2 separate regions of the Homo sapiens genome follow, and region 1 is linked to region 2. A link is a loop called in an ENCODE intact Hi-C map of the cell type or tissue named here. Cell type or tissue: Calu3. All regions are shown on one strand. Each heading gives the region's core, and the rest is flanking DNA. Links, peaks and the distances in the headings are about the cores only.

The links. Peaks named below come from ENCODE experiments on the same cell type or tissue, not always from the same donor. Only the 100,000 strongest peaks of a DNase experiment are listed, where the experiment ranks them.
Region 1: it touches region 2 in a loop (5-fold over the local background); 11 of 110 quality-filtered maps call a loop at or near these places.

What each region holds. Positions count from the first base shown.
Region 1 is chr1:222,983,743-222,999,457 of GRCh38, reverse strand. It overlaps DISP1 (dispatched RND transporter family member 1), which reads right to left. Exons shown (of 9, transcript NM_001377229.1): 5 at 8,710-8,833; 6 at 7,811-7,938; 7 at 7,348-7,445; 8 at 4,476-4,573. Among named protein-coding and RNA genes, the nearest start is that of TLR5, 150 kb to the left of the region's middle. In Calu3, for the core only: no CTCF peak of the experiment used is centred there; a DNase peak (open chromatin) is centred at 3,607.
Region 2 is chr1:222,791,628-222,807,342 of GRCh38, reverse strand. No RefSeq gene overlaps it. Among named protein-coding and RNA genes, the nearest start is that of DISP1, 16 kb to the left of the region's middle. RefSeq lists an enhancer at 2,021-2,190. In Calu3, for the core only: no CTCF peak of the experiment used is centred there; DNase peaks (open chromatin) are centred at 8,188 and 9,102.

The DNA.
Region 1 (15,715 bases), core at 678-5,677, 200 kb before region 2:
CAGAAGCATGTATTATATTATGGGGCTTAAAGAGACTGGAAAACAGGTATGTCTTCACACAGAACACAGATATGTTTTTGCCATATTTTTGGAAGAGGGATTCATAGGAATAATTTCAAAATCTTTGAAGTTTATAAAAATAAAAATGGAGTTAGTGGAAGCAACTTCTTATACCTCTCATGAGGAATATAGCCCTTCTAATTCTAGTTATTCACAAAATGGATGTTTAGGGGAATCATTGTGCTTATGTGGTTATAACATCTCTTGGCACACTTCCCTAGTTAGATAGTGCCAGGGGTGGAGTTGACTTAAAATAGAGGGTAAAGTAAGAGAAGAGAGAAAAAGAAGAAACCAGCAGAGAGTTTTAAATGATACCTTAACTTTTAAAACTATTGGCTAAGTTGCAGATATTTTAAGAAGCTGAGAAAAGAACAAAAGGGAGGAAAATTAAGCCCTTAATACCAGGTTCAATTGACTGCCGGACCCTCCTCCACGCGTAACCAACCTCCCTATGTATTAAACGTTTAAGGGGAGCCTCGGGAGAAAAGAAAAAGCAAGGGCTCTGTAGCCCTCTTTAAAACAAGAATAGGAAAACATGTTTCTGGGATCTTCTAAGCTTCAGGGGTTTTCTAGCTGTCTACAAAAGTCACCCTAGTAAACAGTCTCTGACACCAAATTTCAAATCCCTTTACAAGCTGAGTCCTCAGAGCTCCAACTTCTACATTGTACAAAGACTATGGAACAAGTACATGGTTTCCAGCAGAGTCAAGATTAGAGAGACTCACTTCTGGTTACTAACGACACCAGTGTGTCCCTTAGGATGTCAAAGGGCAGAAAGAGGCAATGAAGAAGAGTAGGGGAATCAACTGAAGCTCCTTTTGAAAGTGTGTAAGGAAACAAGCATTTCTGTTAAGAGGTAGACAACAGGATCAGAAACAGAAGTACTTCACTTTGGAAACCAATGTCTGAATTATGAGTACAAATGGCATGTAATTTAAACAAAACCTAGAGTTTGAACTAAATGTGCTGTAAACACAGGCAGGTGACAATTGAAACATCTGGTCTCACTGAGATCTTATACTAATTACCAGACGTTTTCTGGAGTCAACCCACCAACAATTAAGGTCTTCTGCTTGCTATTGCTTGGTTGCGCCCCATTTAACTTCATAGTTGTTAATAATCAAGTGCTTCCATATAACAACCAGGATTTGGGGGCTGGGGAGAGGAACAACTGCCAAGTAGTCTTAGGACAACTCTGCTCGAACCACTGTAACAAAGAAAACCCCTAACAGTGTCTTCAACTGGGAGACTAAAAAAAGGTACAGTAATATTCTGAAAGTCGAACTGTTAACCAATAGTTATTACTTAAGATATCAGATGAATATATTATCTCCATGAGAAAGGTTTATTATTCCAGGTTCATAGAGTTTGAGACTAGAATACAAAGGTGTTTATAATTGGTAAAAATAGTATTTAACAAGCTAAAATGATAACCATACTCTTTGAGGTAGACTTTTGGGGCTTTGATCACCTATTTATTCATTTGTTGGTATGGATCTATAATTGGCCATACCAACCATTCATTTTGACACATGTCTTGAGTCTGTTTCTCAAATTCTCACAAGAGCACCGCAATACTGCTCTCTTCCTAATTAACTGCCAAAGCATATAGATAATGCTTTTAGTTGTTGACTTAGAAAATATGTACTAAAAACATGTAGTTGTACTGTTCTTGCCAGGGATTACAAACTTAAACTCACAGCTGTCCTATCCTTATCAACTCGGTAGAAAGATAGACAAGCAGAGTACATCTATTCCTTTAGATAATCTAAATTATGCAAATGCAACAAGCTAAACCATTAGAAAGCCACATAGATTCCATTGCTTTGATCTCTTATAGAAATGCTTTTACTGTAATGTTTTCTTGCTACCAGCCTACCTATGTTTTGCAAATCAGCTGAACTTTAATATTGTATCTCTTCTAAGCACGCTGTTAAAAATTTTGTACACAGTGTCACACTTCTTTTATGAAGACTATGGGGGAACTGTCTCCTCCCGTCTTAGCAGGAGGAAAAGCTGGGCTTCTAAAAAACAAACTTGTTACCCTATTTATATGACTTTTGTTACTGATTGTGAATCCTTTTTGCTCTGGCTGCTGGGAGGTTACAGATAAGTTTGCAGCTCCCATCAGCAAATGTACAAGATTGTGGGGTGTGCATTAGTATAAATCTCATCCTTAGCTTTATTATTTTCCTCCCATTGTTTTCCCTTCATGTATTTCATTCAACTTATTTATCTCATCCTTTGCATATGCTTTTCTGTAAACTACCTCAACATGATGATTTTTATCATCTATCTATCTATATAAATCATGTTGAGGTAGTTTACAAATATATATATATATATAGAGAGAGAGAGAGAGACAGAGAGAGAGGAGAGATGAGAGACTATACTACTTTTATTTATGAAAGCCACCATGGCGTACTATTGCTTACTGGCTTTTGAGTCTCAGAGTCTAACATGTACTCATGGAATAAATTGCTAGCTCTTTAAGAAAAAAAAGGATACTTATTCCAGACCACAGTGACTTTTTAAGCTTCATTTGTGTGGGAAATGGCATATACAGGAAACAAAACGGGGGAGGTATCTTCCTCACTAGAAGCATAAAGCAGGGTGGGTAAAGGCAGACGCTGGAGTTCAACTTGGCTGGGTTCCAATCCTGGAAGTGCCCCTGACCAAAGATGTGAACTTTCCTCAACTGAAAAATGGGCTATTTAGTATTTAATTCACAACACTGTCATTGGGATTAAATGAAATAATGTATTAAAGTATTTAGAACACTTCCTGGCACATGGTAAATACTCACTAAATATCAGCTATTAATTAACTGAGTGAATTCAATCACTTCAGAGTCTTCAGGAAAGGGAAGGTCTGAAGATCAACCAAAGGTAGAAGAATGAGGACAAGAAGGAATAGAAATTAATGAACTGTACTCATCCAAGGTGAGATTATAAAGTAACCAGACTGGCTTAGCTTCTCTTAGCTTAATTTATCATCCGTGTAAAATGCATTGTAAATTCCAAGGTCACAGATCCACTGTGAGTGATGTACAAGTACCCAGCATAAAGTCTTGCACATAGTAAATTTCGCTACACATTTACAACTTTAGAGTTAATTTTCTGTATAAGAAGTATCCTAATGCATGACAAAGAGAAATAGGTTCATAGCCTTCAAATAAGGAACTGATAGCTGTAGAAGAGAAGAAAACATCACAAATAAAAATTGATCACCAATTAAGAAACTTTGGTCTATTTATAGATCGTTTGTGGCTTTGGTCTATGTGAAAGGAAGATAGCACTGACAGAAAATCCTGATACCTCAGTCGATTGGAAAGTCATTTTCAAAATGTACAAACAGCCTCTTAGAATGAAGGATGGGGTAAATCTGGGAGGTCTGGGACCAACTAACTAGGTTACCTGGTTAAGATACTTAGTTCTTAGAAGGTACTCATGTTAGTACAATGAGACTGCTGGTTTGGGTGATCTCTTCTTTCCTTTCTACTGCCTATTTCATTAAGAAATTTCCCTGTTGACCGAACAGGTGATTGCATGAGGTGGTCAGGCTAGCTCTCAGCACGGCACATGATTCGATTTTTTAACCAGTCATTTTACATTTTAGAGTTATGCTGAGAACACAAAGAGTTCCTTTTATGCTGGTTGCTATGCTTGGACAAGTTCATTAGTGACATCAGATAGCAGTTTCTATTTAGAGAAACTATCTCTGAACATATGAAATTGACAGCTCTTCCAAACCCAGAAGCTCACTACATTTTCTGATGCGGACATGTTTTTGGCTGTAGAGAAGACTGAGAGACAAAGCGCCTGTCTTCTTGCATCCCGGTGTCTCCCGAAGCAGCAAGGTGTTTAGCATTCAGGGCAGTTTGGATTGGATTACTGTGGTCATTTACATAGATACTGTATTTATGCTCTTTGATGTCCCCTTTCCCAGCCTGCTCCCTAAATTTCCCTTTGAGGTCACTGGCCCAAATGACCCAGTGATTGCCAGAGAGGCAGGCATTTCATTGCACAATTAAGATGCTGACAACTGCCTCAGGGCAGGAAATAGGGAACAATGAAACTAGGTTAGGAAATAAAAATACAACAAAAGAAGAAAAACAGTCTTAAATATTATACTGAAAAGAAATACTATGTGAAATAACAGAAAACACCATCAACAGCCAGAGATCATGAATGGGAAAGAAAAAGGAAGATGGTATGTTTTAAAGTTGAAGGAAACACGGACACTTTGATCCTGGGATCTGAAAGAATGCAAAGCTGGCCTGCTGGAGTTTACTCCTCAGTAGGTAAGCCTCTGAAGTACTTTCATCTGATCAGAAACCAGGGTCAGCAGTAAAAGGAGTTTCAATAATACAACCTTATTTGTGCTAAGGAGATTTTAGTTTTTATCTTACATACCCTGGAATTATCTACATTGCACATTGATTTAATTGCAGGTAAATTCCATAATGTCTCCCCTCCAGATGAAGTAAATACCACTCTGGAATATCGGTCACCTGGTGATATGAAAAAAAAAAGGAAAGAAAAAGGTTTATAAATTATTCATTTATTTCATAAGACTCAGGATTTGGAAATAATTCAAACTGGGAAACCACATGGATGATTCATTAGCAGCAGGAAATTCTTTCCTTTGATAAATTCCAGGAGAAAATGTTAAAAGAAAAAAAAAAGCAATGCCATAATATTGTCTTAGCGCAAAGCCTTTGTCTACTCACTACATCTTAAAATTGTATGAATTATATAGCAAATCTATTTTTGGTCAGACTATAGGAAGAAAAATCCACAGGAATTTACAACAGGAAACGAATTGAATATATCCCTCTTAATTTCACAACACATCACCCTAATACAAAAAGATGCACTAGGGAATACCAAGAATGGATTATAGGGATGTTCTCCCTGGCAGCTAACTAGAGAGGAGAGATGGTGGGTGATCTATTTAAAATCGCTAAAAACAGCCAACTAAGTACAGAATGCTGGCCACATTCTGGTCGAGTACATGGTCTCTCTGGTACACTAGAGGCTAGAAAAAATATTTTGAAAATCAGATTAACAAAAAAATATGTTTCTGAATAAGGGAGGTTGTATGATATACCAGAAAGAGCATGCATGGTCTTTAAAGTCAGATTAGGATATAACCAGGTCCTGTCATTTACTAGCTACGTGACCTTAGGCAACTAACAACTTCTCTGAGCCTTGGTTCTTCATTTGTAAAATGCAGACAGCAATATCTATCTCAAATAGCTGTGAGAATTAAATGAGATAATAATAGATGCCCAACAATATTGTTTCTGTATCCTCAGAACAGAAACAATATGAACCACGTATTAAAGAATATGAACCACATAAAACAAAGAAGATTAATTTTATGATAGTTAAAATGTCTAATTGTGCTAACAAATAAGCTGGTAAATTTATGAATAAAGCTTTATTATAAAAGTTTTTATTTATGATCATGAAGTTTTGGCTATTATCTCATGTTGACTGATTTTGGAGAGCAAAATCAGCCTGGTAGAAACTGAAGCATTTCATTTACATAGAGCTGGTAATGGCTTTAGTCAAGGCAGAATCTACTTATGAGACAGCATTTACTGTTGACTATTGAAATGTAATGTTTTTCCTGGTTAAGATCATAACTAACAGATGTTGGTTAAGCAATAATATATACTAATACTTTGATTGAGAGAAATAAACCAGCCAGAACATGCAAGTAACCAGAGTTCAATTTCCTAATGTTTTTTAAGAGAAGAGACAGAAAAGGAAACATGTATTGCTTCCTGGGATCAGTATAAGGTTCTGCCTCATCTCCTACTATCTATTACTATACAGAGTAAGTGATCAAAATAAAGACCCTGAGACTTGGTAAACTCCAGAAACATCAAAGATCCAATCAGGTCATCTAGTGTTCTAATAAGACAGGAAAAAATACATTTAAGAGGGATTTTCAACACCAACAGCAAAAGCTGAAATCAAAAGAGCTTTAATGTTAATATTCACTTAATTAAAAATTATACTATCCACAATTCCTCAATCCTAATCACTATGGCTAATCAATGGCTTACATACTTATATTCATGTCCTCTAGGCTGTGCCTTCCTTCTTCTCTGGCAGCTGCAGAGTAATCAGGCTGACTCCATGTTACAGCAAATTTTGGGTAGTGAATTTGTTGCCAACATTTAGAGAATTAATGGCTCCACATTCAAATCTGGATTCTTGGCCAGGTGCGGTGGCTCATGCCTGTAATCCCAGCACTTTGGGAAGTCAAGGCGGTATGGTCACCTAAGTTCGGGAGTTCGAGAGCAGCCTAACCAACACGGATGGAGAAACCCCGTCTCTACTAAAAATACAAAATTAGCCAGGCATGGTGGTGCATGCCTGTAATCCCAGCTACTCGGGAAGGCTGAAGCAGGAGAATCGCTTGAACCTGGGAGATGGAGGTTGTGGTAAGACAAGATTGCGCCATTGTACTCCAGCCTGGGCAACAAGAGCGAAACTCTGTCTCAAAAAAAAAAAAAATTCTGGGTTTTTGACCTCTGGCAAGTTCTTGCAACATTTGGGCCCTCATTTCTAGAACCCCATCTTTTGTCGCGGCTAAGTAGCAGCCGATTTCTTTCGACAGGGCAGATGTTCCTTAGTGTTCCACAATCACCATCACTTCTCCTGTCACACCTAGCTAGCTTTATTCACTTGGATTATATGCCAGGCCCCTGAGGCATTCAAACTTTGAACCTCTAGACTTTATTTTTTTCACCTCTCTACCTCTACTGCCTAGTGATGAGGTAACACACAGAAGGCTCTTAATATAGTATTGCTTTTTGAATGAATCAGAACTTTAAGCCATTTTCTGATTCACTTTAGAATGAATTGGAACTTTAAATAATTTTTTAATAATTCAACAGATTATTTCAAGGTTCAATGCAAAAATATGTACCTGTACTTGATCTAGAAATAAATAGTACAAGGAATTTTTAAAAAGACTTGAAATGTTGGGCAAGGTCAAGAATTTCATTAGATTTATATCTTCCTTAAAATAAGAAAACTCAATCATTACTTTTTCATTAATTTTAATAATATAATAAACTCAGACTAGTAGTTGACTAAACTAGAGAAGTAAAAGAAAAAGTTAATTAGCCAAAATTTCTTTAGGTTCAACAGCAACAGTGAAGCTGTGTGACTAGCCACACACGGCTATCAGTCTAGACTGTGATCATGTTCAATTTTAAATGCGAGCAAACTGCTGAGTGGTTTGTTCATCTACAATGTCACTCACTTGGAACGTCGCAGAAAAAGCTGTCCTTGTGGAAGTTCCAGTCAACTTCTCTTTTCTCTCTTTCATAATGATCATCTGACCATCTATCATCCCGATGGCTGAAATGGAACGACAATTTGATCTTCAATAAAGTTCTCGTTATTTCAAAGCTGATAAGCATACTGGAAACATTACTTCCTCAAAGCCATGACCTGCTTAGTCCTTGATATTAAGTTGAAAGGATTAGAAGAAGCAACCAACATTAATTTTCTCACTTCTAAAAAAGAAAAAAAAAAAGAAAATCTCACCTTTTCATCCTACTACAACAAAATCTTCAAACACAATGACAAGTTAAGCAAATTCAGTGGCAAAGATTTTGAGCCACACATTTTACATTTAAATTTTTTGTTTAGGCAGTATTTGAAGAGGAATTCATTCAGCAATGTTTTGTCTAAAAGTTATATAAAAATAAATAATTGATTACCTTTTGGCTTGTTCATCTGCATATTTAAAGGGATAATTTGCTAATGTTGCTTTGTATCCTGTATTTTTCACCATATTATTCCATGTGACCAATCTCTGGCCTATTGCTGTTCCTCTTGGTTCAAAACCCTAAGGCAAAATTACAGGTGCTCATTAGTATATTTCATTTCAGGCTAAGTACAGTTACAATAAAAGCTTGGGAAAGCAATGTCAAAGTGATATATAGCTTTCAACAGAAAATATAGCTGTTCCTCACAGCTACTCCAGAGGTGACTGCATTAAAACAAGATGCCTTGACATGATAATCATCACCTATTTGCTGTGACAAAACAGTTTGATTCTTTGGTATGTTACATGTCTAAAGAAAGTTTATCTTTCCAACTCATGCCTAAGCATTTAGTAAATACTTACTTTTATCTTATAAAAATTATGATCAAATTAAATCATGTTACGCACTGTATTTTTACAAAGAGTGTTTCATTATCCTTGATCATATTTTCCTCATTATTCCACTCCAGAGAAACATTTACTTAAAAACAGACTCTGTGATCTGTTAGTAATACTGAAATTCCTTTAACTTCTTTGGGAGAAAACAGAGACAGTGTTAAAGACTTTATGAGAATAATTTTGTAGAAGGCAGATTCTCCAATTTATTGCTTTTTAGCTTAAACATGGGGACCAAGAAGCAAACCTTCCAGATTTTTGAGGGTAAACAAGTTCCTTGACCTTTTAAGAACCTGATAATACAGATAAAGTCATGTCTTTACTTTTCAGAAAGAGAATTGTTGCTTGAGAAGGTTTTTAAAGAAATGGGTTACTAAATAACATAATGCAACATGTATTAAAATACACAATATTTGGAGATGATTTTAGGCTAAAGAAAACATAAAAGTTAGTTACCAGCAATGGATCAGAGAAGTCAGGGAGCTCTGGCACTAATACTCCAACCAAGGCACAGACTACGATGAACATGGTGCACATGCCCAAGACCACCACCGGCCAGTCGGCTATCAGGGCTGCATAACTACAAAACACAAAGAAGTGTCGGCTATCAGAGCTGCATAACTACAGAAACACAAAGAAGGCACAAAGAAGGCCCTTCGCAGAAATATTTTTGGTACCTAAGACAGCAATTTATTAAATCCTCATATTGTAGACTACATACAGGTGTTTATCAATACAATATCTAATGGGATTATAAATATTTGTATGTAATTGTAGTAGAAAGTTACAAGATCATTGTCCCCTCATTTTTGTGATCAAGTAGCACTTTATGCCACAGGCTATTGAGAGTCAGAATAATGTTCATATATGACAAGTAACATTTTATATCTACATCTATGCCTGTAAAGAGATATAAAATACACACTTCATCAGTGGAAAGAAAATAAATTTTAACAGAGGATCCATACTCCAATCAGTGTCTTTCAGAACTTTTGTTTCTCTAGTTATTCCCTTTCTCCACACCTTTACTCTCAGAGTTCTTAAACAGTGAGAGTCTATAAACAGGTTCATACAGTTCAGATCTTAAAAATAACCAAACTAAGGGCTGAGCATGGTGGCTCACACCTGTAATCTCAGCACTTTGGGAGGCTGAGGCGGGTGGATCACAAGGTCAGGAGTTCGAGACCATCCTGACTAACACGGTGAAACCCTGTCTTTACTAAAAATACAAAAAATTAGTTGGGCATGGTGGCACACGCCTGTAGTCCTAGCTACTTGGGAGGCTGAGGCAGGAGAATCACTTGGACCCGGGAGGTGGAGGTTGCAGTGAGCTGAGATCATGCCACTGCACTCCAGCCTGGGCGACAGAGCTAGATTCTGTCTCAAAAAAAAAAAAAACTAAACTAAACACTTCCCATAAACCTGTAACTTTCCTTCTAGCTAAAACTACAGTGAGCATATCCACTAGATATGTGAGTTCCATGAGAGCAGAAATTCTTGTCAGTGGAAGTTGATCAATAACTATCTATTGACTAAATGAACAAACATCTGATGCTTGTACTCTCCAGCTACTACAATCTGGTTTTAGTCTCTTCCCACATGTGCAGAACTGTCTCTATTACCAAATCCTAACACTGGGCCCTTTCTTCCAGATGCGCTTCCCACACCCTCATTTGTTACCTCAAATTGAAAGATCTGTTTCTGTATCCCTTCCATGAGGTCCTGGATCACACGTTATTATTTTGGCACTTCCAAGTCTTGATATGAGCTGAGTACCCAACAGAAGCTGACTAAACTGAACGTTTTCTAAAATTCAAAATGCATCCTGCAAACTTCTGGCTTCTTGAATCTTTATTAGAAGAAAAGCAAGACAAAATATTTAACTTGTGGACCACTACTCTCAAATTCTCAGTAATGTTAGCTCATTTGGCTGCTGCAATGGCTATTTCTGGCTCATTTGAAATAGGATTCTTACTCATATATTTTTGAGTTATTTCTTCAAAATCATGCTAGTAGTTACAAATAATTCTGGTGGCTCTAAATGTCAGTCTGAAAAAAAGCTACTATATGTCTCTAATAATAGACTGCCAATTTTTATAATCTGATGTCTTAACTTTATTGATCTGGCTTTGTGGAGATATTTGCTTCAAATTATAATTCTAGTAAGGATATTAAAATATAGAGCAATTATGCTTTAAGGGAGCATGTGCACAGGCACTTTTCACTGCTGCTCTTTTAAAGTAATCTTAAAAGGCCAGACACAGTGGCTCACGCCTGTAATCCCAACACTTTGGGACGCTGAGGCAGTCAGATCACCTGAGGTCAGGAGTTTGAGACCAGCCTGGCCAACATGGTGAAACTCTGTCTCTACAAAAATGCAAAAATTAACTGGGCATGGTGGCACACGCCTGTAGTCCCAGCTACTTGGGAGGCTGAGGCAGGAGAATTACTTGAACCCAGGAGGCGGAGGTTGCAGTGAGCAGAGATCATATCACTGCACTCCAGCCTGGGTGAGCAACACTCTGTCAAAAAAAAAAAAAAAGAGAAAGAAATAAAGCTATAAAGGAAGGAAGGAAGAAAAAAGAAAGAAAGAGAAGAGAGAGAAAGGAAGAAAAAAGAAAGAGAGAGAGAAAGAGAAATCTTATAAAAATAAATAAATAAATACAAGCTCGTCCTTATTCAGAATACCAGTTGCTCTTGTGCTTTACATAAATTATTATATTGTTCAATTCTCACAACAACCCTTGGAGATGAAACTGCAGCATTGACAAGTTATAGAACTTATTCAATGTCACAAAACTAGGAACCTAGATAGTCTGGTTCTAGTGTCAGGGCTTTTAATCTCTGGGCTGTCATTTCTTTCTTCAGACACAAGAGTAACTAGAAACATTAGGAATAACTACACTTGCCACAAATGTCTGTTTCCCAAAACTTACAATTAAAAATTCCTAGCCCTATTTATAGTTAATTTCTCTATGCAAAATCATATGGGTTCTAAGTTTGAACATTATTCACTAGACTGCAAATTTTAGATTTAAAAACTCATTCAGGAAAAATGACAGAATAACCTTTTAGAATAATTCTGAAAATAATAAAAACATTTAAGTGACAATAAGCTGATTGTGGTTGTTCAAATGTAAACACCAAGTGTCTAGAAGCTTTCACACTTCTAGGACACACCCTGTGCAAAAATATTCTCCTTACTTTATTTCCTCCTCCACAAAATGCAAACTAAGATGAAAGTAACTAGTTTTGAAGCAATAAAGTCCTCTGTCTCAATAGCACATTTGAGACTACTTTCATTGCTTCAGACTTAAAAAGAGTCCTTTACATTTTAGACCATTAAAATATCAGCCCTGTGAAATGAAAATGGCCCCAGGCTTATACAATTATTCATTACACTTTATTTTAAATGGATTCATTTTCTCTCAAATGAATCAGAAGTTATGCATTTTTACCTATTAACATGTTATCAATAGAGGGCAGTAGGCCCCAAATTGCTTAGTATTCATACTGTGGTTTAATTAACCCATATAATAACTTTTAATTTTGTGTTCTTGAAAATCTGCACACACGTATAGCAACGTTAAAAGCCCCATTCAATAATTGCTTTTCTTCCCTTTGAAAACATTTGGTTTTGATTTTACAGCACTGCTACACACCATATACGTGCACTGACTACATATGGAAACTTTATGGCATTAGTGATTTCAGCACATTTCTTCCAAACACGTTTAACCTCACTATATTACAATTCCACTTCCTTACACAGCCGATGTTTCCCACGCTAACCTTTCCTAGAGATAACTGTTCACATTTAAGTAATGGGATCACCATCCTGAGTATATAAAACACCATGGGGGAAAGCCCAATCATTCTAAGTAAATTTTACTCAAACAAGTATTTCTTCTCAACACCACAAAATTGCTGAGGCTAATTCTACTCCTCCTGCTATCTATGCAAATATATAGTATAGCTGTGGGTACCACATGGGAAACAGAGTTGCCTGCGCAATATGAAATCCAGACAATGGTTGTAATATGAAGATAAAAGTCTAATAAAGTAGGAAAATTGGAGAAGTAAAGGAAATTAAAAATAGTCTATAAATCTCACAAATATATATATATATTTGATGATGCTATATATATATATATATATCCATATCCTGTGCATTATTCTCTTTGAAAAGTGAACCACATGTAGAGTAGAAGAATTTTCAAAGGAACCATTCTTTTAACTATCATGTATTCTTCTGCATATCAAATCATATTTGTCTTTCATCCACCTTCTCTAATATTGAAAATCTTTAGACACCACAATATAACTGTAAATGTGGCCCACCTCTGTAACACCTGGCTTACAGCAGGTAGTCATTTTCCAGTGAAAGACCCTTTTCCCGGAGGCCCTACTGCTGTACTAGCTGCTGAGGTTAGGGACCACAACTCTTTACAGGGCACTGCTGTATAAAAGTTCACATCATCTTCTCAATAGGTTAAGTCTCTAATAGGAGACGGATCTGAAGGGCTCATTCTCCTTTTACAGAAGAAGGAACAGAAGTAGCAGAGGTAATGAAATGCGTTCGTGGATGAACCATGGATCTGAGTTAGCAGGCATGCTGCCTGGCGTTCTGGTCCAGGGTGTTACTGCCATGCTGGAGTTTTCACTGGTACTCAGTGGAAGTCCCTCAAACATAGTCAGAGATTTTCAGTCACCTTATTATTGGGTTTACTCTGGAAACAGATCAGAAATAACTGTTAAAACAAATAAACGAAGTATCTTATAGAGCCAGCTTATGCTCAAGTGACATTAAAATGGGGGCCAATTTTAAGTGGGTCATTTATATTACAATAACATTCCCCCATAATAAATTTTCCTCTTAGCTTACAAAGATTTTTTTTCCCTTGCTCTTTGCTGCCTTTCTCAAAACACTCTTCTTTTTTCTCTTCCCTCTGAGCAGAAAGCCGTGTTTCAGATGGTATAATTCAGTGCCCACACCAGAGGCTTCCTTTTCCTCACCGACCACCGGATCTTTAACCCCTTATAGCCTGGCTTTTGCTCTCATGACTTTTCTGAACTGCCCAAGTCAACTAACTATTCTTGGTTTTTACCTTCCTTGACCTGAGCAGAATTTAACACTGTTAGCTACCTCTTTCTTCCTAAAAATCCTTTCCCCGTTGGTGTATTCTTTTCTGTTTCTCTTAATAACTCTTTCTTATTCCTCTTGTCCCTTAAAGATAAGACATTTCAAAATGTTAAGTCATAACTTTTCCAGTGGCATCAACTATCAACTTAGTGAGAAGAGTGATTGAAGTTTGAGAAAATTAAAAAAAAAGAAAAGAATATACAACTCTTTTTCTTGTGAAGTAACAAATTCATCCAACAATTAGCATTAAACAATAAGGAAGCAAGGCATTCTGGGAATACAAAAATGGCAGACTTGGATCTTGCCCTCAGGGAATTTACAGCCTAATACAGAAAATAAGACAGGCACACAAATATCTACAAGACAGGTTAAAAAAAGTGTGTGCTTTTTGTTTTTTTCTTTCCCCCACCCCGAGACGGAGTCTTGCTCTGTCACCCAGGCTAGAGTGCAGTGGCACGATCTTGGCTCACTGCAACCTCCACCTCCCGGGTTCAAGCAATTCTCCCGCCTCAGCCTCCTGAGTAGCTGGGATTCCAGGCACCCGCCACCATGCCCAGCTAATTTTTGTATTTTTAGTAGAGACAGGGTTTCACCATGTTGGCCAGGCTGGTCTCGAACTCCTGACCTCGTGATCTGCCCGCCTCGGCCTCCCACAGTGCTGGGATTATAGGCGTGAGCCACTGTGCCCGGCCAAAAATATGTGTTTTTTAGAGGGGTACAGATGAAATGTTTTGTGAATTCAATAAGGGAAGCAATAAGTTCCAGCCAAGGTGGGAAAGGGGAATCAGGAAAGGCTTTGTTGAAGAAGTTATATTTATATGCACATGTACGTAAAAGAAATTAGAACTCTGTTTTAATAACACCAATTTAATAACAGAGAAAGAAATCTTTTCAAAGTAAAATTTTTAGTCATTTGCAAAAGCCCTATTTATAGAAAAGTAGAAATTTGTTTTCTTAATATGCCGTATTTACTTCCATACCTCTTTCCCTCATTTTTTCTTTCTCTCTTGTTTTTTTGCAAAAATGAAAAGGGAATTGGATAAACAAAATGTAGTATATACATACAATGGAATATTATTCAGCCTTACAAAAAGGAGATTCTAATACATGCTACATGAATGAACCTGGAAGAAATTACACTAAGTGAAATAAGCCAGTTCCAAAGGGACAAATACTGTAGGATTCGACTCATACGAGGTACTTACAGCAGTCAAACCCATAGAGACAGAAAGCAGAATGATGGTTGCTAGGGCCTGGGGGTAGGAGAAAATGGGGAGTTAATGTATAATGGGTACAGAATTTCAGTTTTACAACAGAAAAAAAGTTTTGGAAATGGATGGTGGTGATGGTTAGACAACAATGTGAATGTACATAATGCCAATGAACTGTACTCTTAAAAATAGTTAAAAGGCAACATATATGTTATATATACAACAAATATAAACATGTTATATATACAACATATATAACATATAAACATGTTATAACATTTAAAGTATGTCAACATGTTATATCTATCATATAAACCTGTTATATATAACATATAAACCTATGTTATATATAACATATAAACCTATGTTATATATAACATATATGAGTACGCTCTCTCTCTCTCTCTCTCTCTCTATATATATATATATTTTTTTTTTTTTTTTTTTGAGACAGAGTCTGGCTCTGCCACCCAGGCTTGAGTGTAGTGGTGTATTTCAGCTAAGCACAAACTGCTTCCTAAGCTCAAGAGGTCCTCCGACCACAGCCTTCCAAGTAGCTGGGACTACAGGTACAAACCACAATGCTTGGCTAACTTTTTGTATTTTTTTGTAGACACAGGTGTCCCCATGTTGCCTTGGCTGGTCTTAAACTCCTGACCTCAAGTGATCCGCCTGCCTCATCCTCCCAAAGTGCTGGGATTATAGGCGTGAGCCACTGCGCCTGGCCTATTATGTATATTTTACCACAATTTTAAAAATATATTTTTTTTTAAATAGAAGGAGAGTTTACTAATTAATATTTATGTAGTAATTTCACTTCAAAGACAGGATAACTCCCTTGAGGCAGGCTTCAGTGTTATCAGCATTTGAGCTTCTTTGGCAACTGAATTTCAAAGATCACTTAGAATTTCTTAAGTGTAATGACATTGTATCTGGAATTACAATGTGTAAGGACATCTGATGAGAAAACGCTTTTTTTAGGAACTCTTATCAAGTTAAAATTTTCTCTATTGAAAGATAAGCCTTAGACATTTCCACATAAAAGAATACTTCCATTGGTAACAAGATTTTTAAAAAGAAAGACAACCCCTCTGAAATAAACTGCCAT
Region 2 (15,715 bases), core at 7,024-12,023:
TAATTAACATAATGATAAATACTTTGGGAAAAAAATAGAGCAAAATAAAAAGGCAGGGGTGGGAGTAGCAATTGCAGTCATCAAGAAGTGACACTGGAGCCGGGCGCGGTGGCTCAAGCCTGTAATCCCAGCACTTTGGGAGGCCGAGGCGGGCGGATCACGAGGTCAGGAGATCGAGACCATCCTGGCTAACATGGTGAAACCCGTCTCTGCTAAAAATACAAAAAAATTAGCCAGACGTGGTGGCAGGCGCCTGTAGTCCTAGCTACTCGGGAGGCTGAGGCAGGAGAATGGTGTGAACCCAGGAGTTGGAGCTTGCAGTGAGCCGAGATCGCGCCACTGCACTCCAGCCTGGACGACAGAGCAAGACTCCATCTCAAAAAAAAAAACAAAAGTGACATTGGAGCAGAGGCTTGAAGAAAGTGAAAAAAAAGTGACTGGGCACGGTGGCTCATGCCTGTAATCCCAGCACTTTGGGAGGCCGAGGTGAGCAGATCACTTGAGGTCAAGAGTTTGAGACCAGCCTCACCAGCATGGTGAAACCCAGTCTCTACTAAAAATACAAACATTTGCCAGGTGTGGTGGTGCGCACCTGTAATCTCAGCTACTCGGGAGGCTGAGGCAGGAGAATCGCTTGAACCTGGGAGGCGGAGGTTGCAGTGAGCCAAGATTGCACCACTGCACTCCAACCTAGGTGACAGAGCAAGACTCCATCTCCAAAGAAAGGAAAGGAAGAAAGGAAGAAAGAAAGGCAAGGAAGAAAGAAAGAAAGAAGGAAGGAAGGAAGGAAGGAAAAAAAAAGCATGTCTGAGGAAAAGTATTCCATGCAGAAAGAATAACCAGAGACCAGGCGTGGTGGCTCACGCTTGTAATCCCAGCACTTTGGGAGGCCGAGGTGGGTGGATCACCTGAGGTCAGGAGTTCGAGACCAGCCTGGCCAACATGGTGAAACCCTGTCTCTACTAAAAACACAAAACATTAGCGGGGTGTGGTGACTTGCACACCTGTAATCCCAGCTACTCAGGAAGCTGAGGCATGAGAATCCCTTGAACCCGGGAGGTGGAGGTTGCAGTTAGCTGAGATTGCACCATTGCACTCCAGCCTGGGTACAGAGCTAGATTCAGTGAGAAGTGAAGGGAAGGGGCAGGATGGGAAGGGAGGGGAGGGGAGGAGATGGGATTGGAGGGGAGGGGAGGGAACAAGGAAGGAACAGGGCAAAGACCCTGAAGCAAGAACACACAAATCAAATTCTGGATATCCAGTTCTCTAGAATGCAACATGTTCAAACATGTTTCAGTTCCAGCTTAGGCCTAGACTGAACCTCCTGCTAGAAAGCTTGAGCTGCTTGCATCTCTGTCTGCACAAGTCAGTCCAATGGACATTTCTTCTTTGCCAGTTGCTGTCCAGTAGACTTTGCCAATAGGGGGCAAAAGAAGGATACTGAAAGCAGACAGAGAAGGGACATTCTCTTTCCTGTCTGCTTCCTTTTTCCTATTGGCATCACCTGGAATGGCCCTTCTCCTTGGGAATGGCTATCAGGACCAGTTTCCAGCTTTTACCCTACTTCCAAAACCAACTTCATCAGGTCCCCAAGAGTACCTGCTACTGAAAGGTGGCCCCTCCTCAGAGTCCCAGGCACCACTTCTGCAGCCCCTGCTCTTCCCTTTGTTCCTCCAGCCCTAGAGATGTGAGCTGCTTCCTGCAGCTTCTGTCTCTCTATGACCTCAGTGACCCCTCTTGCCTTTTCAGTTGTCCATCACTCACTTAGCCAATTCCCAATACTGAATTCACTGTGTTATGATAACTAATGTGGTTTCTTTTTATTGATATGGGGAGCTAGGAGGTAAACTTCCTGAAGCCACAAACAATGTTTTATTTGTCTCCGACTCCAAGCAATTAGCATGAAACCTAGCATATAATAGAGATCAATAAAGATTTGTTGAATAAATAGTGAACAAATGTCATATCTGCTCACTGGCAAAGTAAATTCAGACAAATTCCTGGACACTTAACACCCAACCCCAACTTTCCCATTAAGTATTCAGAAAATTGCCTTGGCTTGCCTTGTCAGGGCCTTAATGTGAACAGCAACCTCCACCCCTCATTCCCATCAACCACACAGAGGCAGTCTGTGCCAGTCAGGAGGGAACACACGGAGAATGCAGGCAGGAACAACCACGTCCTTAGGCAGACCACCATTAGTCTGTGGAGATTTTAAAAGAAGAAGAGAGTGTTTGGGTTCAAATGATTTACTCAAGTCATTTGAGATTGGCCCACTGCCCACCCAAACTCTGGCAAACATGAGCCACTTTCTGACAGGGATTCATAGCAAGACACTGAGTGGCTTATTTTCGTTTGGTCAGAAAATATAAAAGAACATCTCTCTGGGAATACCTGTGCATGAAGGAAATACCATGCCACATTTTAAATGCTAGATTATATTTCTACTAGGAAATTTAGTTGTAATAAAAATGAAGTAAATGATACTTGAAAGTAGAGCAGAGTTGCATAGGGGCTTGCATGAATGAGCATGCAATAAATATTTGCCAAGTTCTTCTATTGCCACTCTTTATCAAAGTTCTGATTTATGATGAAATCATTCGAGAGAACTCAGAATGCTTTGCATCCCACAGCAAGCATATAAGAGATAAAATTTTGACACAGTATGTTTTTTGATGTACTTTTCCATCCTGGCAGCTGTCTCAATATAAACTCTTCTGTTTGAATTATTATAACAGCCTCCAGACTGGACTTCTTGCCACTAGCTGTGAGCCACACTCCACATTGCTATCAGTTATTTTTCTAAAACTCCCTTACTTAGTTCAAATCCCAGTTTTGTCCACTACTATCTGTGTGGTCTTAAGTAACTTACCTAACCTCTCTGTGCCTCAGTTTCATCATCTTAAAATGGGGATGATAATAGTTCTTACCTCATAGGGTTGGTACAAAGTCTAAGTTAATGTATCTAAAATACTTAGGACAATGCCCACCACATTGAAACTGCAATATAAGTGATAGCTATTATTATTACAGTTGGAAGCACTAGTTGGCTTCATGTTGCTTATGGGATAAAATCCAATTCCTTAACAGATATGGGTTTTCCTACTCAGAACCACCAGTTATCTTTCCAGACTCATCCTGTATCTTTTCCCTCGCTACCTCTCCCCCAAATTACCTATCTTCTCATCCCTTCTGACAAAATCTAGTTTTCTCTTTAGAGCTTCCATGAAACAGACCTCCAACCACCCTGTCTTTCCAGTCTCTTCTTACTGAGTTTCTTTGCATGTGTTTTGCTTTGTACCTGGAATGTCTTCCTTCTGCCTCTTCAACTGTTATACTCCTACTCAACCTTCAGGACCATCACAAATGTGACCCTATGAATCCTCCCAATGGCCTCCAAGAGGAGGTAATGAGTCTTGTCCTCTGGCCTCATCCACGGCTTCATATCTCTGCAGTGTTAATGACCATATTATATGCTATATTTACGCATTTACATAGCTGTCTCTTCCCACAGTAATTTACATTCCTGGAGGGCAGGAAGTATACCCCAAAAGATGACTGTGCTTTCCAGTGATTGACATAGTTTGTGTCTGATAAATGACAAAGAGATAAACAAATCAACACATGAATCAACGGGGGGAAAAAAAGCCATTCAAAACAGGCAGAATTGTCCATTTTTTGAGATCTCCAAACAGAAGTGAATGACGATCTTCCACCATTGCTTTAATGAGAAGTGGGTGAGTGTGGGCCAGATGACCTAACTTCTGACTCTAAGATTCCAAGAGAATCTGCAATAAAGTTTGTGTATGTGTGTTAGTGTATTTTGCTTAATATAAATGAAGTCAAATTGGACTCTAATGTTATTATTTTATTTTACACCATTGAATTTTTAAACTAAGAAGGTATATTTAAATACACACACACACACACACACACACACACACACACCATATGTAATATACCAAAAATTGGTTCTCTGGCCCATGAATGGTACAAAAGTTCACAGAAGAAAGTTCACAGAAGTTCACTCACCTTTACTTGTATTATATGTAAAGGGTCATTCTCCAACTTGGACAATTTGAAAAATGCAAATTTAATCTGTTTCTATTCCAAAACAAAGTCAAATACAGAGAAAGAAGAATGATAAAACGGTAGGTAAAGAAAGGTAGGTGCTATAAGGAGAGAGTTAAGGAACTGCCAGTGGGACTAGAAAAAAAAAAAAAGATAGTTGATAGTAAGGTGAACAGAGAGGGGTCTTAGATGACTCAGGAAAGCTAACTGTCCAAACAGTTCCAAATCTAAAATTAATGTGTTTATTTAAATAATATATGAAATGGAAAATGTCAAGCCGCAAAACCACTAACAGTTTTTCCTTGACAAATATGCAGCATACGTAGCTAGAAAAATACCTCTTTTCATTGGAGAAGTTTCTCCCTATTGCAGGCTCGGGTACTTTACATGCCAGTGTAACATGAATCACTTCATAGAAGCAGAGGTGAAAGAATAAGCCTGAAAATAAAATCACTTCTAGTTACCTTAACAAAACAAATGTATGTTTAAAATATTAAAATCATTCAGTCTTGATGTGAAATGTAATTTTTAAATAAGAAAAATAATTGTTTTCGCCAAATCAACATGAAACACTTAAAATAGTCCATTACCCAACCAACTCGCTTTTCACCTTCCTCTTCCTGTGTATTCCTAGTCTAAAGAGAAAGATAACTTTCTTGCTTTTTTTTTAAGGTCCCAAAGAGATTTCAGTTTACAAAGGTAGATAACATTCTTTCTACACCTTCTAAGCATCAGTTTATCTTAAAAGCTGGACTTCCCTCAAACACTCCCAGAATGCCAGCATTCACATGTTCTTCAAAACATCAAAGCCATTTACCATGGACTTTTTGAATAGTTCATTGCTAGCTGCCCAAATAAGTGTGTTATGGTTGATAATAACCTTTTCTTGACAGCTAACACATATGACAATAAAATATACAGTTTTAAACAATAAAAGTCTTTAAACCAAAGTGTCCAAATAAAAAGTGTAATATTACCCAAAACTTTAGACCAGTAATTTTTCTACAATTTTTAAGGGGAAGAAAAGTTTGCCTTACATTTCATGTGGCATCTAGCCAGCAGATCTAATTGTAGGTTGGGAAGGGTGTAACTCGTAAGTGAAATGGGAGTCGGCCACCTTTGGCTAAATCTCATTATAATCTCAGGTATCCTATCCTATTATCCATGTAAGTATACTTATACTTGTCAGTTTTATTTCAAAAATATGATCCCTGAACTTTTGACATGTAAGCCAGTAATGATTTTAAATACTGCTGGGACAGGAACGCTGAAAAAGGTCGGATTCTTAGCAAAATTATGGAACATAATCATCAGCCCTCTCATATTTCCTCTGTGTTCCCACCCCTTGTTATGGTATTAACTAAAATTTGAGGTGGAAGCTGAAGAGGTCTTAAGCATTGATCCTCCCAGGAGTGTTCTTTTATTTCCTTGGAAAATATTCATTTAAAAAAAAGGCCTTCAAGAATTAATGAAATGAAGCATTAATAGTGGATTGACATATGGAACAGGAGGGCCTCAGTTTACCAGCACAGTGCTATGGTCCCAGGCCCTTCCACTCTTCCTCCCGGGAGGTGTGAAGCTCTGCAGAACTGCTGTCCCTCTGCCCATGTGCCCTTCCCCTTGTGTCCTCCTCTCCCTTCCCACCTCCTCCATGTCCCTGCAACTAACTGCTCCAGTGTCACCATACATCCTGAATTCCTACCTAAGAGTGAATGAATAAAAACAGATGTGCTACTTTGGAGAAGAATGACCTCTGGCCAAATCATAAACTAACTGAAAAGACCTGAAAGGAACAACCTAAATGATGAGCCCTTTATCTGGTCCTCAATTAAGGTCTAAGCACATGAATTCAGCCAGTCTACTCCCTCCTCCTCATCAAACTCCTTCGTGTTTGCTGAAGTAGTTACCCACCTACGGTTCACGTCAGACATCTTTCCTCTGTCCATTAGGGCTTGGCTGGAGAGTCTTTTGACCTGAATGATTTGTGTGAGCCTGCCTCAAAAAAATCAATTCTGGCAAATGAACTCAGAGTATTTACAATAAATAAACCCTATCATTCCGGGATGGATGACTTTCTGTTCTTGGACAGCTATTTTCTAGTTTGATGCTTCAGAACCACTGCCTGTGCCATTCACTCCACCCACCCCTCCTGCTGTCTTGTACCAGCATTAGACTTTGCTCTTGGGCTCCTTGTTTTTTTTTCTGGTTCTCACCCAGAGTCAGTCCTTCTTGCCCTTATTTCTTTAATGAGAATGATTTCCCTTCTGAAAATATGATCCAAAATATACACCGATTCTCCCAGGAAAAAGTACGTGCTCACACACACAATTTTACATACAATTTCAGTATGCTCATGGATGATCCTGTTAGGTCCATGATCCCTTATCTTGGGAAACTTTGACAAATTACATAGGCAAAGTTAACCCAATCTATTAGAGAAAAAGTATACCCTGCATTTATACATGCATATAGTTCATAGCTAAGTTCATTAGGGAACAAAGTTTGTGGGACTCTTCTTTTTTTTTTTTTTTTTTGAGACAGGGTCTCATTTTGTGGCCCAGGCTGGAGTGCAGTGGTACAATCTCAGCTCACTGCAATCTCCACCTCCCAGGTTCAAGCGATTCTCATGCTTCAGCCTCCTGAGTAGATGGATTACAGGTGCCCGCCACCACATCTGGCTAGTTTTTGTATTTTCAGTAGAGACAGGGTTTTGCCTTGTTGGCCAGGCTGGTCTCGAACTCCTGACCTCAAGTGATCCACCTGCCTTGGCCTCCCAAAATGCTGGGATTACAGGCATGAATCATCGCGCCCAGCCTGTGGGACTCTTCTTGAGAAAACCACACTATGAGAACTAACCCAAAGTCTGCTCACCTTAGGATACTTTGAAGATGTATAGAGTCAAAGATTCAGGCTTCACTTACTGTAGCTAGAGGAATGCCAACTAGTCTACAATTTTTGCTTAAGGCTCCATTTTTCTATTACCCAAAACATAATTTGAATTATCATTTCATTTGAAAAATGTCATGAATAGTTCATATTTCCTTTTCCATGCCTTTACCTTTCCTACATCATTTTTTTTAGAGGTGAGGAAAAAGGAAACATGATCAGGATAAGAAAATCCAATAGCATTTGTTAAATACCTGCGGTGTCACCATTCATGAGTTTCAGAGAGCAATTATATGACAACTCAGGTTGCTGAAGTATAATCGAGTTAAGATCATTCTCATGTAGAACAAATCCTGAGATGTGAAGAACTTAATGGTGTCATTATAATTACTGAGGATTATAATTAATTTTGGATTATGAGTGTCCATGAACTTGAAAATGACAGTTTAAGTGCAGTTTGGCTCTTTATGGAGACATTTTTACATTTATAGATTGAAATATAAGGAATATAGTGTTTTTTAAAGTACTTTCAAAGCCTTCTTCATAAAATCTATTATAAATCCCCAAACCACTAGTTAAGTTACTTTGAATCTACAAATTCCTGAGTAAAAGGAGAGTAGATGGAAAAGGAGAGAAATAAACAGAAATGTTGCAATTTTTGAAAAGTGGTATTTCTGTTATTCAACATTTTTGAGCATGCATACATTCTTACTACAGAACATTAAAAAGAGCATTAACAGCATGTTTGCAGGCTCAACATGTAGCCAGACAGAGTACAATGGAAACTACCACTGTGGGACATGACTCTGGAACCAGAGGAGGGATGAATTCCTGTCCCTCACATCTGCCTCATTGTAGCATCTAAGGCAGGATGAATGGGCTGTTGTCTTAGGGAATGAGGGACCAAGGACCCAGGGGCTGCTCCAGATCCGGTATTAAAGGAGGGCGGTCCTGGTTAAGAACAGGGCTAAGGAACATCTCCTGGAGCTGTTTCCAAAGCGAGCCTATGGTTTTCTCTTAAATTATAAAAAGTACTGCCCATAGAGTGCACTTATTTGGGATAGCTTGAGGAAGGGTGATGGAAGCTATCATGTGTGGGGGTGTCCTTAAAGTCCCACTCTGGAGCTTCTATTACACCTGCTTTCCTGTTTCTCCCACCCTCCCCATGCTGTTCTCAGAAATACCTTGCTAGCCACTGTTCGCTGGATCTCTCGCCTGAGCCACACCCTTCTCTGCTTCCTGCCCTTCAGTCAGCCTCATTTTACTGCTAGCATCACCTCTGCCTGCAGGTGCTGATGGAGGTGACCAGTCTTCTGGGTGAAGTTAGCTTACTGGAGCTTTCATCACCGTGTCATCAGGGCAGCTTAAGATTCTTCATTAAGACCACTTAATGTTGCCGGGTGTGGTGGCTCACACCTGTAATCCCTGCACTTTGGGAGGCTGAGGCGGGCAGATCACCTGAGGTCAGGAGTTCAAGATGAGCCTGGCCAACATGGCAAAACCTCATCTCTACTAAAAATACAAAAATTAGCTGGGCATGTTGGCGTGCACCTGTAGTCGGGAGGCTGAGGCAGGAGAATTGGTTAAACCTGGGAGGCAGAGGTTGCAGTGAGTTGAGGTTGCACCACTGCACTCCAGCCTGGGTGACAGAGTGAGACTCTGTCAAAAAAAAAAGACCACTTAATAAGTGCAATTATTTCAGAGGGGTTTCAGTGACCAACCCTCATGGTGACAAAAGTGGCTCACACTTATTGATTAGCTTCAATTAGTCTATTCATTCAAGGGCTTTGCATGAATCTACTCATTTAATCCTCACAATAACTAGACATTAATTTTGCTCATTCTCAAGCTTTGTAATAAAGAAAGAGTATGTATTCTTTTGAGTAGCTTCATTCATTCCACATTACTTTCTTTCATTTCTGTATAGCATTCCACTGAGCAAATGAGAACAGGATTTCCTAGCTTAGGTTTATATGAAGACTATTGTGTTAACAGCTCAACAGAGCAAGACAGGTTTTTTTTCTGTTTAATTCCAGCATGACTCATGTTTGAGTTACTAAAGTTCTTTAGACTTTTTTTTTTTTTTTTTTGAGACATGGTCTCACTCTGTTGCCCAGGCTGGAGGGTGACAGCAAACTCCTCCCCCCAGGCTCAGAAGATCCTCCCCCCTCAGCCTCTGAAGTAGCTGGGACTACAGGCACATGCCACCACAACCAGCTAGTTTTTGCATTTTTAGTAGAGACAGAGTTTCACCATGTTTGCCAGGCTGGGCTCGAACTCCTGAGCTCAAGCAATCCTCCCACCTTGGCCTCCCAAAGTGTTGGAATTACAGGCATAAGCCACTGCACCCAGTCAGGAATATTTTCATTACACTTTAAAAATTAAGATTTAACTGAAAGAAAAAAAGAGGAAAGCATTTAGGGTTAAGAGTACTTGTTTGTATTGAGAGTTAGTGGGGGAATTCTGAAGCTGTTCTGTGAGCCCCCTGAAGTTTTCAGGTGAATGCTAGATCTTAATAAAATTTAGCAAAGGGTATAGAAGAAAGGGCTTCAGAAGCTGAGGCCATAACTTAGGGGACAGGAAGAAAAGAAGGAGTTAAACTTTTAGGTCATTGTTCTCATTCTCTAGAAGTTAAATTTCCAATAACTCTTCAATCCCAAATGTTTTCATACCCACAGAGAAGTGTGCTAGAGATAAACTCTGAATGTGTTTGTTTAACCCAAACTTCTAGATTTGGATAAACTGACACTTGAAGACATAGAAACTTGGATGGTCAGTTTCTTTTAGTTACCCCTTTTAAGTCCATAATTTGTAAGAGAATGGAAAATAACCCCATCATTTCTTTTTTAGAAAAGAACAAAGAATATATTCTCCTTAAAATGTCAACAAAAGTGTATAATTCTCTTTATTCTTGCAGGAGTTTCCCCTTGTTCAAATTAAATAAATATTTATTGAGCATCTACTGTGTGCAAATCCCAGTAATAGGTACTTTCAGTACATATAAATGAGTGACAGACATTTCCTTCTATTGAGGCACTTAAGATTGGGAGAATAGGTGAGTTAAAAATACAAAGAATATCGACAGACACAGTGGCTCATGCCTGTAATCCTAGCACTTTGGGAGACTGAGGTGGGCAGATCACCTGAGGTTGGGAGTTCAAGACCAGCCTGACCAACATGGTGAAACACCATCTCTACTAAAAATACAAAATTAGCCAGGCATGGTGGCATATGCCTATAATCTTGGGAGGCTGAGACAGGAGAATTGCTTGAACCCGGGTGGCGGAGGTTGCAGTGAGCCAAGATAACACCATTGCACTCCAGCCTGGGCAACAAGAGCGAAACTCCATCTCAAAAAACAAACAAACAAAAAAACAAACAAAAAAAACCAAAGAATCAAAATTAAAGCTGCAGAAAATGAGGACTATCAGAAAGGCATGCACACACAAAAAAAGTGGTAAGGGAACCAAGAGAAAAGACTGATAAAATCAAATTTAGAACAGAGGAAAGATTTTATAGAGAACTCGGTAATGGCATTGGCTTTAAAAGACGGGCCGATTTTCATAGTAGAGAGAAGATAGGGAGCTGCATTTGCCCAGTGAAGAAAACAGTAAGGGCAAAGCTATGGAGACTGGCATATTAGGAAAACAATGAATAATACAACACATAATAATGCATAATAATAATACAAAAGAGAGATATGTGGACCCCTCCCTCCTGTGGTCCCAGTGTTCTGCCCAACACCATTTCTCCAAAAATTTATTGCATTTACTTATTGTCTTTGTTTGCTAGGGCTACCATAACAAAATACCTACAGGCTGGGTGGCTTAAACAACAGAATTTGTTTTCTGATAGTTTTGGAAATCCAAAATCAAGACTGTGTTATGGGATCTTTGGGGTGCCATTTTTCTGGCTGGAAATCTCTGTAGCCGGTGGTACCTTTGCCCAAGTTTTGCTCGGGCCTGCTGGGCTCTTTTCTCCTACTTGGCTAGGCAGGATGAACTTGTCTCACACTACTGACCTGGGTCCCATGCTTGTCAAGGATGAGTCAGGCGTGGAATGGTGAGGGGTGTGTGAATGAATCTGTGGTCCGGCCACTGCGCCCAGACAGACATGCTGGCTGCTGCAGTGGGGTGGGCAGCACCAGGTGCTGGCATGGGTGCTGGCTCTCTGAGAAGCTGCAGCTGAACCAGACGCAACACAAGTAGCTCATCATGGCTGGCACTGGGGAATATGGTGGCACCTGGAAGCTTGGAGATCCCAGGAACTGCAGGGCTTTAAAGAGGGAGTCACAGCCCTGGCTCAGGGAGCTCCAAGGTCTGGGATCCCCGAAGGGCCACAGCTCATCTCTCCTTTTCTTTGCCTGCAACATGGCAAGCAAGGGGCATGTTTCAGCTCTGTTTGCATTATAGCTCTTTTAGCCCCGCCATTCAATGGGTCCTGAGTTCTTGTCCTGTGACGAGGAAGAATGAGGTATGCAGACAAGTGGAGAGTGGGTAAGATGAAGCGGAGCTTTATTGAGTGATAGAACAGCTCGGTCTCCCACAGAAGGCAGCGCCTTTCTGTAGCTATGGTGTCCCATTGGCGAGTGTTCAGCTCCTGGCAGAGAGGAGACCCTGTTGTAGGAAGCTCCTCTCTGCAGACAAGTTATACCATTTTCTCTGCAGCTCTCAGCAGAGAGGAGTCCCTGAAGTGGGTAGCTCCTCTCTGCAGCTGTTCATCCCAATGTCTACTCAGCTCTGGATGAACCCAGGACTTTTATGGGCCTCAGAGGGGAGGAAGTGTGTGCCGATTGGTCCACAGGTGGCCATGGGTGGGCCGGGAAAAGGCACCAGGAGTTCCTACTCTGGTTCATGGGACTAGCAGTCCAGCCCACAGTCTTCAGGCCCTCCCTAGCCTGAATGTGGGGCCTCACCAGGGACCTGCCCACTTCTGCCCAGGAACCTGTCTGCCTTCAGCTGCCATCCATGGTATCCAGGCTGTAGTTGCCAAGGGGCACCTGCAGGCCAGTGCAGAGCTGCCCTTAGCCACCCTTGGCTTCCTTCCTATGCTTGTTGGTGCCCAAAGTCCAGAAGTGGCTGAGATGGCAAGAAGCTGGCATGTCAGCACTGCCCCAAGAGTGTGCACACTTGGCTGGGCTCCAACAGTGCCTGGGCTCAGCCTGACTTTGCTTCAAGATAGAAGCAGGTGCCTACAGCAGAGAGAAGCCAGGCAGTGGGAGCAGGCACTTCCAAGCCTGTGAGGGTAGGAGGAGGCCTTCCAGGGCCCCTAAGAGTGTAGAGATGCCTGGGTCTGCAGCCACAGTTTGGGCGGCTACAGCTGTGGGGGTGGAGGAGGGGCAGGAGGGGAGGTGGCTCCTGCCTGCTCCATGGAGCAGGAGGCCTGGATCTGCAGCCCTGGTTTGGGCAGCTGAAGCTGTGCATCAGAGGTTGGAGCTCCCACCTGCTCCCGGGCCCCAAGAGCACAGGGATGTCTGGGTCCGCAGCTGTGGCTTGGGCGGCTGCAGTGGCATCCAAGGAGCTCCTGCCCCAACTCAGAATGGGTGGGGCTCCCACTTCTCCCCAGTTCCTGCTGGCTTCATGGAGTGTGCAGCCCTGGCTGCGCCTCCCTGCTGCAGCTGGCATGATGGCAGCGGTTGCTACAAATGGCCTGCCACTGCCATCAACTGGAAGTCCAAGATCAAAGTGTTGGCAGGTTTGGTTTCTCCTGAGGTCTCTTTCCAGACTTGCAGATGGCTGTCTTCTTTCTCTCTGTGTCCTTACGTCACCTCTCCTCTGTATGTGTGCATCCCTGGTGTATCTCTCTCCTTTTACAAGAGCACCAGTCCTACTGGATTGGTGTCCTACCCTCATGACCTCATTTAACCCCTTTACCTCTTTAAAGGCCCTATCTCCTAATACATTCTAAGGTACTGGCGGGTAGGGTATCAACATATGAATTGGGGATGGGCACAATTCAATCCATAACACTTATTTAGTAATCTTCTGCTTATCATGAGGGAAGGGATCTGGTCTTGTTCATATCTCTACTCCATGTGCCTTAGTCCAATGCATGGTACATAAACATTTCTTAACCCACTTTTTGTTGATTTAGAGGTAGAGTGAAGACTATGGAGGTTGAAGTCAGGTGATGGAGAGATTTAGATGCTAAGAATAGGAGTTTAAATGCTTAGAATAAAGAAAGGGGCTGGGGGTTGTATGGTGAGAAGTACTATTCAAGAGAATTACTCTGTCAGCAATGTAGAGGATTTGTTGGAGGTAAGAGGAAAAGGAAGCAGGAAATTCTATCACTGTGGCCCAGGCCAGGGGCACTGAAGACCTGTTCCAAAGCTTGGATGTGACAATTGATTAGGAATGGAAGCAAAGGAGAGGAAGCAGTTCAAAAAAAAAAAAAAAAAGTTTGGGTTTTTAAACTTTATTTATTTTTAATTGACAAAAATAATTATGTGCATTTATGAGGTACAACATGATGTTTTGATCCATGCACACATTGTAGAAAGGTTAAATCCAGCTAATTAACATATCTAACATATCTATCACTTCATCAATTTATCTTTTTTCTTGTGAGATGTTAAAAATCTATTATTTTAACAGTTTTGAAATACACAATACATTATTATAGATCATTGAAACGTATTCCTTCAGTCTAAACTGAAACCTTGAACCCTTTGATCAACATTCCTTCGCTTCTCCCACCCTTCTCCCCCTCACCAGCCGATGGTAACCACAACCATCTTTCTGCTCACTGTTTCTATGAAATTTACTTTTTTAGATTCCACATATAAGGGAGATCACCCAGTATTTGACTTTCTGTGCCTGGCTTATTTCACTTAGCATAACTGAGATTTTTGAGCTTGATGACTTAAGAGAACAAGTCATGTTTCCATTCAAGTCAAAAGGTGGTGCTCAGGATGAATATGATGAGTTTGAGAAGCAGTTCAGCTACATGGATGCTACCTGAGAGATTTTCAATGTGGGAAACGAAAAGACAAGTTTAGTTCCTATTGCAAAAAAAGTTGAAAATGTGGGTCGGTTGTCCAAGAAAGAGCCGTAAGAGTAAGCTGCATGGTGGTCAAAACTTTGGCTGTTTTATTCACTCTTGTATACTCAGCTCCTAGTCAATGTCTGGCACATATATAATGTTCAATAAATATTTGTTGAATAGATGAAATAGGGATTGAGGAGTGATCTGCATTGCAGGCACTGCAGTGAGAGAGATGGTTGTTAAAATCGAAGGCATGAAAGAGGAAAAAGAGGGGAAGCAAGGAATAAGGCCAATTACTCCTACTTGACTTCAAATTATTTCTCTGCAAATTATGTGAAACACAACAGATAATTCTTATCAAAATCAAATAGAGAAAAATCAATCTCAGTACCTCTGCAAAAAAATACAGGCATTTGGGGGTGGGCAGGGTGTTGATAATGTGTTATCAAATAGCAACACCTAGTGATCAGTTCCGAAAACAACATGGGGATTTTTCAATGAGTTTTTTAGTGAAGTTTTTCATAGAACTCAGACATGCAGAAAAGGAAACTTATCGAAATTGACCAGTTTTGCAGGTGGTAGTAACAATGATAACTAATATTTGTATGACACTTAATAACTTATAAAATGCTCTCTTATACTTTATCTCATTTGATAACAGATGAATATTGTGGTAGAATAAAGGTGAGGTTGATGTAGAGAAGATGGTTGGGGTCTGGGCTACTTGTTATGATTGAATCCAGCACAGTGGCAGGCAGCCAAAGAGGAAGGTTTGATTTCTGAACAGGTTTTACTCCAACAATTTACCATAGAGTGTACGCAGGTCCTCCATCTCTGCCTTTCATTGCAGAAATGGTGGGTTATAAGCAGTGGTAGGCAAGAAAAGGGGGATTTAAAGAAGCATCTCTAAGGAGAGCCATGCAGCTACACACACACACACACACACACACACACACACACACACACGAATACGAACACATACGCATATATATGTGCACACGCACGCACGCGCACACACACACACCCTTTCTCCCTCTACCCACAGGTGAAAACTTAATCCAATTTGTCAGACCCTCTTGTTGATTTCCATTTGAACCTCATCAACCTTTTTAAATTTTCCTACTCTCAGTCCCTGAATCCTGAACTGCAGAGGCTGACTGCTCTGGGACTTGAATGCCAGTTCCAACACTTCCTTACTGCCTGACCTTGAACAAATCACTTAATCTTCTGTGTCTCAGTTTCACCACCTATAAAATGGGAGTAATAACAGAACCTACCTCCTAGGTTTGTTACGAGGTTTAAATGTGTTTGTATCTCAAGCACTTAAAAATTCCTATCTTATAATAAATATTAGCAATTACTTTTCTATCATCATATTCTAACTATTTATTTACATTTGATGCCTTTTTCCCTAAACTTCAGTTTCCTTGAGTATAGAATACTTTTTCCTTTTTTTTTAGAGATGAGGTCTCCCTATGTTGGCCAGGCTGGCCTCTAACTCCTGAGCTCAAATGATCCTCCTGCCTTGGCCTCCCAAAGTGCTAGGATTACAGGCATGAGCCACCATGCCCAGCCTCTTGAGTATAGAATATCGTTCATCTCTGAAACCCTAACACTTAGGTATGGCACATAGTAGGACTAGGTAAGCAGTTAGCTTCAGAGATTTCAGAGGAATAGCAGGATGTCTGAAGAGTTTCCTGGAATATGGTGCTATTTAAAGCAGGTCATATTAGGGGACCCAGGCAGGCTGTCCAGTCTAGAATTCTTAGCTGTC